3 separate regions of the Homo sapiens genome follow, and all the other regions are linked to region 1. The links are chromatin contacts, found by Hi-C or POLR2A ChIA-PET in ENCODE. All regions are on one chromosome and are shown on one strand. The core of a region is the stretch at or near the end of the contact, and the rest is flanking DNA. Distances in the headings are between cores, read along the strand shown.

Region 1 (3,141 bases), core at 176-2,675:
CTGTTTTGACACAGCTAACATAGTCTAAGACAGACCGCCACACTTCCAGCTCCCCTCTGAATGCTTTAGGTGCCCAACAGACATCTTCAGCGCCCTGTGCCCCACCCCATCTCACCCCACAGCCATGCCTCAGGCAAAGGCACAGGGCAAGAAGCACTGGGTTGGGCCAAGAGCTCAGGGTTATCTTTGTAAATATCAGTGATGAGGAATAAAAAAAAAAAAAAGACTAGCATTTTAACTTTCATTCTGGCCTCAACAAAACCACTGCATCAAAACAGCCAAGTCAGGCCAGGCGCAGTGGCTCACGCCTGTAATCCCACACACTTTGGGAGGCCGAGAACGGGAGGATCACTGGAGGTCAGAAGTTCAAGACCAGCCTGGCCAACATGGTGAAACCCCATCTCTACTAAAAATTAGCCGGGCGTGGTGGCACATGCCTGTAGTCCCAGCTACCGGGGAGGCTGAGGCAGGAGAATCGCTTGAACCTGGGAGGTGGAGGTTGCGGTGAGCCGAGATCGCACCACTGCACTCTAGACTGGGCAACAGAGCAAGACTCGGTCTCAAAAAAAAAAAAAAGATTAGCTGGGCCTAGTGGTGGTTGTCTGTAATCCCAGCAACTCAGGAGACTGAGGCAGGAGAATCACTTGAACCCAGAGGTTGCAGTGAGCCAAAATCGCACCACTGCACTCCAGCCTGGGTGACAGAGCGAGACTCTGTTCCAGAAAAAAAAAATTAAAAAAAAATAAACCAGCCAAGTCAAAATATCATCTCTGTTCCTGCACACTCGCTCCCCTCCTGGCTTCCGGTGCTGGTTCTGTTCTGTCTTGGAGCACTGTTGTGTTGTGGTTAGCCTGTGGGGAGCTGAAAGGATGGAAAAGAAGGGGTGTGGTCAAGTGGAGACTGTGCCACTTGCCGGGCCACCTTGAGCCCCAGCTGGGTCAGGGCACAGAGGAGTCAACTCAGCCTCAATGCAGGGGCCAGAGCAGCCCCAGCACTGCCCGGGGGCCAGAGATCCCCGGCCCTCCATGCTTGCTGAGGGGCCTGATAAGTCTATAGGTCACTGCCCATCAGAACATTAGGTAGAACAACTCCATTCTTTTTTTCCCTATGCTGGAACTTTGTAAAAAAGAAATGAAATATCTAGAAAAGGGCTTCAAGCCCCTAAGGGAGAGAGTTGTTGGTCTGGCAGCTCTAGGAGTTGTACCTACTGGAAGTTCTAAGGAAGCTTCTCGGGCATTCCAACCCCACCTTCTGCCTCCATAATGTGCAGCCAGGACAATTCCTCCCAGAGGCTCCCTGGCATTGTCCTGGGCTCCCCGGGAGCTGGAGACACCCCACGGCTCCAGGGAGAGGCTCAGCAGGTGGAGCAGTCTGCACAGGGGAGGGGAAGAACAGCCAACCACAACCCCAGGCTTGACGGCAGCAACCACGTGCCTCTTGAGAGCACTTCCCCTTTCTTCCTAAGACCTCAAGACTTCTTATTGCTCTTGTTACCCAAGAGTTCATTCCGCTGAAAAGAGCCCGTATGATTCACCCAGAAGAGGAGAGAAGGAAGGAAAATAGTAACAATGTATTAAGTTCTTCCCATATGCCAGGTGTTGAGAATTCTGTGTACAAGTTTTCATTAAACCCCCACAGTAACACAGAAGTATTATTAATAGTGTCCCCATTCCACAGAGGAGGAAATCGAGGCCTGAAATGTTACCGACCTGCCCAAGGCCCCAGAGCCAGTGAGTATCGGGGCTAAGATTTGAACTTGGCTTGTCCACCACACAGATGAGAGACAGTATAAAGTGCCTGCTGTTGAATCCCTTGTTCATCTGCTCAACAAACGTTTCTTGAGAGCCTCCTAGCTGCCAAGCGACTGTGCCTCACACCGAGATCTCAGTCACTGCCCTCTTGGAGCTGACAATTACATGCAAGATTCAGGTTTTAAATAGTCACAAAAGTAAAAATATAAATGCAAACCATGAAAAGAACTGAAGGAAAAAAATGATAGGGCATTATTGGAGAGCATCCTAAGGGGCAAACTCACATTGGGGAGTCAAGGAGGCCTCTTTGAGGAGGGCTTTGAAGCCAAGAAGGGAGGCTGGGTGGGGATTTTCTGAGTGGGAAACGGAGGAGGGGTGGGGGAGGAGCAGTGGCTCTAAACCTCAGGCAGGAAAGAGCCCACAAGCCCCAGGCCCTGGACAGCAGAGACCGAAGGCAGAGAGTGACACAGTTGGGGTGAGGCCAGGGCCAGAAGGTCTTGTGCATAAGGGAACATTTGGGATCTTAGTCTAAGCACATCCAAAACCTACTGGCTGATTTTGAGCATAGTTGGTGGAAATGGGAAGAACATTTGCTTAAAAGGATCCTTCTGGAGCAAGACTAGAAGGCGCAAGGGTGGGAATGAAGAGGCCAGTCGGGAAGCACTGCAGAGCCCGGGAGGGAGGCTCAGCTCCAAGGAGGTCGCTGAAGCCATAGAGAAGGTACCTGGTATGTACCCACCGATCACCCCCAGGGCATCCCAGCATGCCACCTGGAAGCCTGCTGACCCTCACAGCCCTGGAGGCCTGCGGCCCTTGACCTGGAAGTGGGTGGGTGAGGGGTGGGCAGGGGCCAGTGCTCACCTCGGGAAGACGCTGCCAAGCCCTCTGAGAGCCTCCTTTTCTTGAGCTTGTCCTTAATCTGGATGGTGTCCCTGGCCACGCTGTTGGCCTCTGACTCCGGAGAAGGGAGGAGCACCAGGGGCTGGTCCCCCAAAGACAAGGCCCTGAGGTTCCTGGGGTGACCATTCCTTGCCTGCCAGCCCTTGGAAGGGGTGTCCAGCTTGAGGCCACCCAGCTGTCCGAGTCCACGCAGGAGCTGTGACGGTTCCTCGTTGTTCAGCAGGGCTCTTGGCTCAGGCTGGAGAGAACCTGAGGGGGACAGAGGTGTGAATGGCTTGGCACGCAGTACCCAGGGTGGCACCAGGCACCAGCAAGCTCCTTGACATTGCTTCCTTCTAACAGGCAGCCACTTGCCTGGTGAAACCCAGTCATTTAATGTTTCAGTCACTCCTGGGGACGAGTCATTCATTCGACAGTGTCTCTGAAGCACCTAATCTTCACAAGACCCATGCCACAAGGTGCTCAGGACAAAAGGGGGAATCCACAGGCA
Region 2 (3,141 bases), core at 340-2,839, 110 kb after region 1:
AGCTTGGGTCCACGCACCTACCTAACCACTGCTCCGTATTTCTCTCAGCATTAGTATTACTATCACTTTACAGGACTGTTAAAATACAACCACAGAAAACTTTGAAAATAAAAGATAAGCAGAGCGCTGTAATTTTAACAATAAAAACTGATTTTTTTTTTAGTTTTATGTTTGACTTATAAGCCCTGATAGGTTTATTTTATGAATCAACAGGATAAACTATGAAAATGTAGCTTAAAATTTGAAAAATATCTAAACATGCCCAAAGTATAGCAACTTATATGTATCCCTTTTCCCAACCCAAAAATTTAGCAGGCTTCCCAGGTCGTCAGAGAGAGTAAGATCCTAAATAGCTTTTACAGTTCTCCACATTGAAACAGCTCACATCACACACCTCAGGATACCTGATGTTTCCAAATCACTTTGCAGTGATTCGGTTTGGCTACTCTGTAAACGCAATAACCACGTGCATGCTGAGTTAGAGAGATGTAGCTGAGTGACTCAACAGTGAAAGGCATTTACCTGACACGGGTCCCTAACAATGAAAAGCTCTGCCTAACTCGGCAGTTTTCCATCTAAGGGTAATTTCATCTGCACTCATAAAACATTCACTAAATCAAGCTACTACTTCACTTAACCTCCACATCCTAATACAGACTTCAGATTGGGGTGGGTGGGGAGCAGTGTGATCGGCTTGAAAGCGGGGCGGGAGGGGCGAGCAGATGTTAAAATCAAAAAGCAGTGAGTTCAAAAAGCTGAGAATGTAGAGGTGCCTGGGAAAGGCAAAAGTTAAGAGTTGAGAGTCCCACAACCTGGACGGGGACGAGAACACGTGGTGAGCCGGCACCCAAAGGGGGGGCAGGAGGGGGAAGGTCCGGAAGCAAGTACAGACTAGTCCATACCAACTGCCCAGTGCAAAACTGATGAGCCGGATCACAGACAGAGGAAAGTTAGATAGTCCCAAGATGGGGCTCTGTCAAAAACCAGAACTCTGATGAGCCAAGGCCCGGCAGAAGGAAGCCGCCCCAGGGGGACCAGGGGACTTGGCGAACATGGCTGCCCGTCAACAGTGGGGCCCAGGCCTCATTGGGCCAGCCGGCAGGGCTCGGATACGAGGCCGGCCGGGTCGAGCTGCGCCCTCCCTCACTGCCCTCGCGGCAGGCCGCACGCGGGGCTGGCGGCTTGGGCCCTGAACGCGCCGACGCCGCCTCCAAGCCTTCTGGCCCGGGCCGCTGAGAGCCACGCGCGATGCCGGACCACGCGCCACCCGGCCCGGAGGCCCGAAGCCGAGCCCGGGAAGGCGCCCGCCCCGCGCAGTCCCGCTCGCTTTACCTTGGCCTGCAGCCGCGCTGGCGCCCAGGCCAGACAGGTGCAGGTACCACTGAGGTGCGCGGAAGGCACGTACTCCTGGTGCAGCCGGTTGTTGGCCGTCTCCCATACTCGTAAGTGACCGTCGGTAGAGGCCAAAGCGAAGTAGGCCTGGCTGTGCGGGGAGAAGGCGCAAGGGACCCCAGCAGGGGCCAGGGGGTCGCAGCTACCGCCGCCGCCCGCCGCCATTGCTGCTCTGGCCCCGCTGCAGCCACGTGTTCGTCCGTGCGCAGGCGCACCGGCGCGGGGCGGAGCCTGGAGGAGGAAGTGAGGCGGAGGGAGCGCCGGGGGCTCAGGGAGTGGATCTTCGCGTCGCAGGAGAGCTTCTGGCGGATCCGCCCTGTGGACGGTGGCCCGCTAGGGCCTGTCGCTATCTTGTTCTGGGCGGGAGTGGGAGTATGGGAGAAAGTAATTGTAGAATTAAGATCAAGTCCTGTTCCTTTAAAAAAAAAAAAAAAGGGGGGGGGCCGGGCGCGGTGGCTCACGCCTGTAATCACAGCACTTTGGGAGGCCGAAGTGGGCGGATCCCCTGAGGTCGGAGTTCGAGACCAGCCTGACCAACATGTAGAAACCCCCGTCTCTACTAAAAATAAAAAAATTAGCCGTGGGCTGGGCGCGGTGGCTCACGCCTGTAATCCTAGCACTTTGGGAGGCCGAGGCGGGTGGATCATAAGGTCAGGAGTTCAAGACCAGCCTGGCCAAGATGATGAAACCTCGTCTCTACTAAAAATACAAAAAAATTAGCCGGGCTTGGTGGTTGGCACCTGTATGTAATCCCAGCCACTCGGGAGGCTGAGGCAGAGAATTGGTTGAACCCGGGAGGCGGAGATTGCAGTGAGCCGAGATCGCGCCCCTGCACTCCAGCCTGGGCGACAGAGCGAGACTCGTCTCAAAAAAAAAAAAAAAAAAAAAAAAAAAAAAAAAATAGCCAGGCGTGTGGCGCACGCCTGTAATCCCAGCTACTCGAGAGGCTGAGGCAGGAGAATCGCTTGAACTCGGGAGATGGAGGTTGCTGTGAGCCGAGATCGCGCCATTATACTCCGGGCAACAAGAGTGAAACTCCGTCTTAAAAAAATAAATAATAAATAAATAACAATTTTTTAAAACTTTAAAGAAAATGATAAGGTAGAACGAAAGGTTTGAAGGAAATCTTCAGCCGAGCGCGGTGGCTTACACCTATAATCCCACTTTGGGAGGCCGAGGCGGGCAGATCGCCCGAGGTCAGAGTTCGAGACCAAGCTAGGCAAAATGGCGAAACCTTGTCTCTACTAAAAATACTAAAATTAGCCGGGTGTGGTGGTGTGTGCCTGTAGTCCCAGCTACTCGGGAGACTGAGGCAGGAGACTCCTTGAACCCGGGAGGTGGAGGTTGCAGTGAGCCGAAATCGCCACGCCACTGCACTCCAGTCTAGGTGACAGAGCGAGACTGTCTCAAAAAAAAAGAGAGAGAAAAGAAGTCTTCACTTTCAAATTGATAATGATTGTAACAACTGCTTCCGTTTCCCCCTATTCAATTCCAGGCTGTAATCATTTACAAAATAACAATGTATTCAGTTATAATAATGTAAAAGTAATGATCGGAACAACTATTCCCTCCTGTTTCTCCAGATTTATCTCATGTTGCTACATCAAATAGACATTTTTAGGCACACGCCCATAGTCTGGAGGCTGAGGGAGGAGGATGGCTTGAGCCCACGAGGTCGAGGCTACAGTGAGCTATGACTGCTCCACTGCACTCTACCCTGGGTGACATAGTGAGATCCTGTATCCAAAA
Region 3 (3,141 bases), core at 211-2,710, 81 kb before region 1:
TCACTTGAGCCCAGGAAGTCAACACTGCAGTGAGTTGTGATGGCACCACTGCACTCCAGCTTGGATGACAAAGTAAAACCCTTTCTCTACAAAAATAAATTTTTAAATCCCAAACAATGCCAGCTAGTCCATAGTGACAGAAAGATGATCAACAATTGCCTAGGTGGATGAGAAGGGGTATATAGGGAGGGATTACAAAGGGCCATGAGGAAACTTTTGGGACTGTTGGATATGTTTATTATCTTGACTGTGGTGATGGTTTTGAGACAGCCAGGTGGGTGGGGGTCCCTGGAGAAACTCCAACCAGCCTACCCACTGAGGTGGAGCCTCGGGAAGTTCATGCCCTTTGCAGCGGGGAGGAGCCCTGTCCCTCCTCTTCCTGTATGGAACCTGGGATTCGAACGGTGGGTGGGAAGTGCTCTAGCAGGGACTCTGGTCTAGCGAGAGTCTGTTTCCCCCCTTTCTCTCTTTTTACCCAATAAAACCCCATCTTACTCAATGGTCTGCAAGCCTGAATTTTCAAGGCCATAGGACAAAGAACCCCGTCTTTAACTGAACTAAGGAAAAGTCCTGCAAAAGTTTCATGGATGCATGTGTGTGTGTAAACTCATCAAACTGTATATTTTAAATACATGTGTCAGTTATACCTCACTAACAGCACAAAGTAAAAAAAAAAGCTAATGATGTGAGCTGCTCATACAATTATTATTAAACATAGTTTAAATGTGTTCATAATATTGGTTCCCTTTTTCTATTTATTCGCATTTAATGTCAAAACACCAAAGAAGGGTTATTTGATGTACCTCAGGTTAGAGGCATGTTTGTTCTTGGTGTCTTTATTAGTAGTCTATTTTAAATGTTGACATTGTTGTAAATTAGAATCTACAGAGATCAACTCCCTGTTCTGCATAAATGCCAAAAGGATATTAATCTGGTCCAAAGATATGCTCCTTTCACAAGGCCGAAGTATTTTAATCATCACCTCCCTGGGTTATTCTTCAGAGTCAGTCTTGGGTAATTTATCTCCTTTAAATATTATTATGAATACTTATGGGTTTTTTTTAGGGGAGGGGGCCTATTTTTGTCATGGTAATTCTAAATGTATAAATAGAATTTTTTTTTAAGTCATGAGCAAGCAGGAATGAAATTTCCCAGCAATAACATTAAAAAGTTATAAGCAGGGTTATAAGCAGTGGTTGATGTCCCATTCCCCCGTTCAGCACAGACAAACCATCCTTATGGATAAATGTAAAGGGGAACTGAATCTGCTATCTGCTCTTCAGTCTAAGAGCAGACTTTAGACGAAGTTATAATACAATAAAAATTTAAATACTGTAACTTTTTCTGAGAAAAATGCACACAATATTTGAGTTGTCTACAATATTTCAAAGACTCTGAGCTAGTCTGACTCTTGTTGCATAACCCTGGGAAATTGTGAAACTCAGTTCTGACTTATGTCCCACTATGATGAATTCATATGACCCAATGTCTTTCCTCAAATTTGCCACACACACAAATGTCTACTCACAAATTCATAAGCAATAACTAGAGTGAAGAGTCTATTTTGAGAAGTTTGTACAAGTAGCAGCCACTATCTTTCCAAAGCCCAGGGTACTGATGGTGGCGGTGGCCTATTTGGAGCAGCTGCTGTGGGGATGCCAGCTGCAGTGGGGAAGGTGAAGCTGGGGCTATGCGTTCCACCGAGCCAGAGGAGGGCAGTAATAGGTGGGAGTCCCGCCCCCTACCGAGTTGGCTGGTCAAGAGCACCTCACTCCCCAGTGCAGCAGCAGCCACATCAACACAGCTCCAGACCCGGGCATCCCTGTACTCTCAGGGGCATGGCTAGCCCCAAGCTCCCACAGGCTTGGAAGTGCCTGCTCCTACTCCCTGGCCTCTCCCAACTCCTGGCACCCGCTCCAATTTCAGAGCCTGAGCCTGGGTGCTGTCATGGCCCGGCTAGGTGTGTACACGCTCAGGGCAGCACTGACATGCCAGACATCCTCCACTGCCTTGGCACCTTCTGAAACTTTGAGCACCAACGAGCTCAGGAAGGGAGGCCAGGAGGGCTGAGGGAGGCTTAACGCAAGCCTGCAGGTGCCCCTTGGTGTGAACAGCCTGGGTGCCATGGAGGTCATGTTGATGGTGGCAGGAGTCAGACAGGTTCCTAGGAGGGAAGGGGTGGGTCCCCAGTGAAGCCCCACTTTCAAACCAGGGACAGCCTGAAGCCTGGGGGCCAGGCTTTCAGTCCCAGGTGGTGTCCATGACCCAGAGCGAAACTTTATGGTGCTTTTTCCAGGCACACCCATGGCCACCCATGGACCAATCATCACACAGTTCCTCCCTTCTGAGCCCATAAAATCCCTGGATTCAGCCACACTTGCATACTGGTCAGGATGACCTGCCTGTGGAAAGGAGCTGCCCACTATGGGTCTCCTCTCCACTGAGACCTGGACACTCATCAGCATGGCCTGCCTGTGGAAACGAGCTACTCACTTCGGGTCTCCTCAGAGCTATTCTGTCATTCAATGAAGCTCCTTACTATCTTGCTCACTCTCCAGTTATCCACGTGCCTCATTCTTCCTGGACATGGGACAAGAACTCAGGACCAGCTGAATGGTGGGACTGAAAGAGCTGTAACACAAACAGGCCTGAAACATGCCCCCCACTCACCACATTGTGAGTGACGAGAAGGAGAGAAGAGCTGCAGCCCTTCTGGGAGCCCAGACCTCAGGGATCCCCAAGTCATGGCTATGACATGCTGTAACTCCCTCTTTGGGGCTTTGTGGTTCCTGGTATCTGACCTTTCTGGTGTTATTGCTTTCCCCTTGTCCACATGCTGGTGCCCACAGCAGAAGCTGCTTGCAGTACGTCTGGTCCAGCTGCAGCCTTGCACAGAGCCGGCACCTGTGCGGGCGCCTGGAGCTGCCTGCCCCACCACAGCCGGCACACCTGGCTGTGTGCAGTGGCTGGACCCTGCACTTGCTCACTCACACACCCTGGCAGGTATGGGATCTGGGCTGAAAGCAGGAGCCACGCGCAACCTGATGGGCCAAGTGAGCAGAAGGAGCCCAGCAGGCATGAGCAAAACTGAAACAGAGGCACTGCTAGCCACAGAGGTTTCCAGCTGGCAAAGCAACACCC

What was found. Hi-C counts contacts between places; a loop is a spot of excess contacts on that map. ChIA-PET counts read pairs that join two places held with the same protein, here RNA polymerase II (POLR2A). Pooled maps may share reads with other maps.
Region 2: a loop to region 1 is called in a pooled map, with 3 times the contacts of the local background. The contact joins the promoter of WDR43 here to the enhancer-like site in region 1. A Hi-C loop is called at or near these places in 7 of 168 maps with a recorded cell type or tissue (CD4-positive, alpha-beta T cell, CD4-positive, alpha-beta memory T cell, CD8-positive, alpha-beta T cell and 2 more) and 13 of 50 pooled maps. POLR2A ChIA-PET finds 5 or more read pairs at or near these places in 8 of 52 experiments (CD4-positive, alpha-beta T cell, CD4-positive, alpha-beta memory T cell, CD8-positive, alpha-beta T cell and 4 more).
Region 3: a map of vagina shows a loop between it and region 1 (4-fold over the local background). The contact joins two enhancer-like sites. A Hi-C loop is called at or near these places in 3 of 168 maps with a recorded cell type or tissue (ovary, uterus and vagina) and 5 of 50 pooled maps. POLR2A ChIA-PET finds 5 or more read pairs at or near these places in 2 of 52 experiments (BJ and activated CD4-positive, alpha-beta T cell).

What each region holds. Positions count from the first base shown.
Region 1 is chr2:28,998,940-29,002,080 of GRCh38, reverse strand. TOGARAM2 (TOG array regulator of axonemal microtubules 2) reads right to left here. Exons shown (of 20, transcript NM_199280.4): 4 at 2,613-2,900. Among named protein-coding and RNA genes, the nearest start is that of TOGARAM2, 19 kb to the right of the region's middle. Within about 2 kb of position 1,425, at least 6 of the 41 ENCODE cell types and tissues checked have a DNase peak (open chromatin) inside an H3K27ac peak, as active enhancers do; they include CD4-positive, alpha-beta T cell and CD8-positive, alpha-beta T cell, where a contact is called at or near this core.
Region 2 is chr2:28,893,115-28,896,255 of GRCh38, reverse strand. WDR43 (WD repeat domain 43) reads right to left here and starts at 1,589. Exons shown (of 18, transcript NM_015131.3): 1 at 1,333-1,589. The coding sequence starts at 1,557. RefSeq lists enhancers at 200-821, 896-995, 822-1,445 and silencers at 1,096-1,215, 1,236-1,285, 1,326-1,385, 1,526-1,605.
Region 3 is chr2:29,079,855-29,082,995 of GRCh38, reverse strand. No RefSeq gene overlaps it. Among named protein-coding and RNA genes, the nearest start is that of PCARE, 6.9 kb to the right of the region's middle. RefSeq lists enhancers at 1-11, 1,782-2,282. Within about 2 kb of position 1,460, at least 2 of the 41 ENCODE cell types and tissues checked have a DNase peak (open chromatin) inside an H3K27ac peak, as active enhancers do.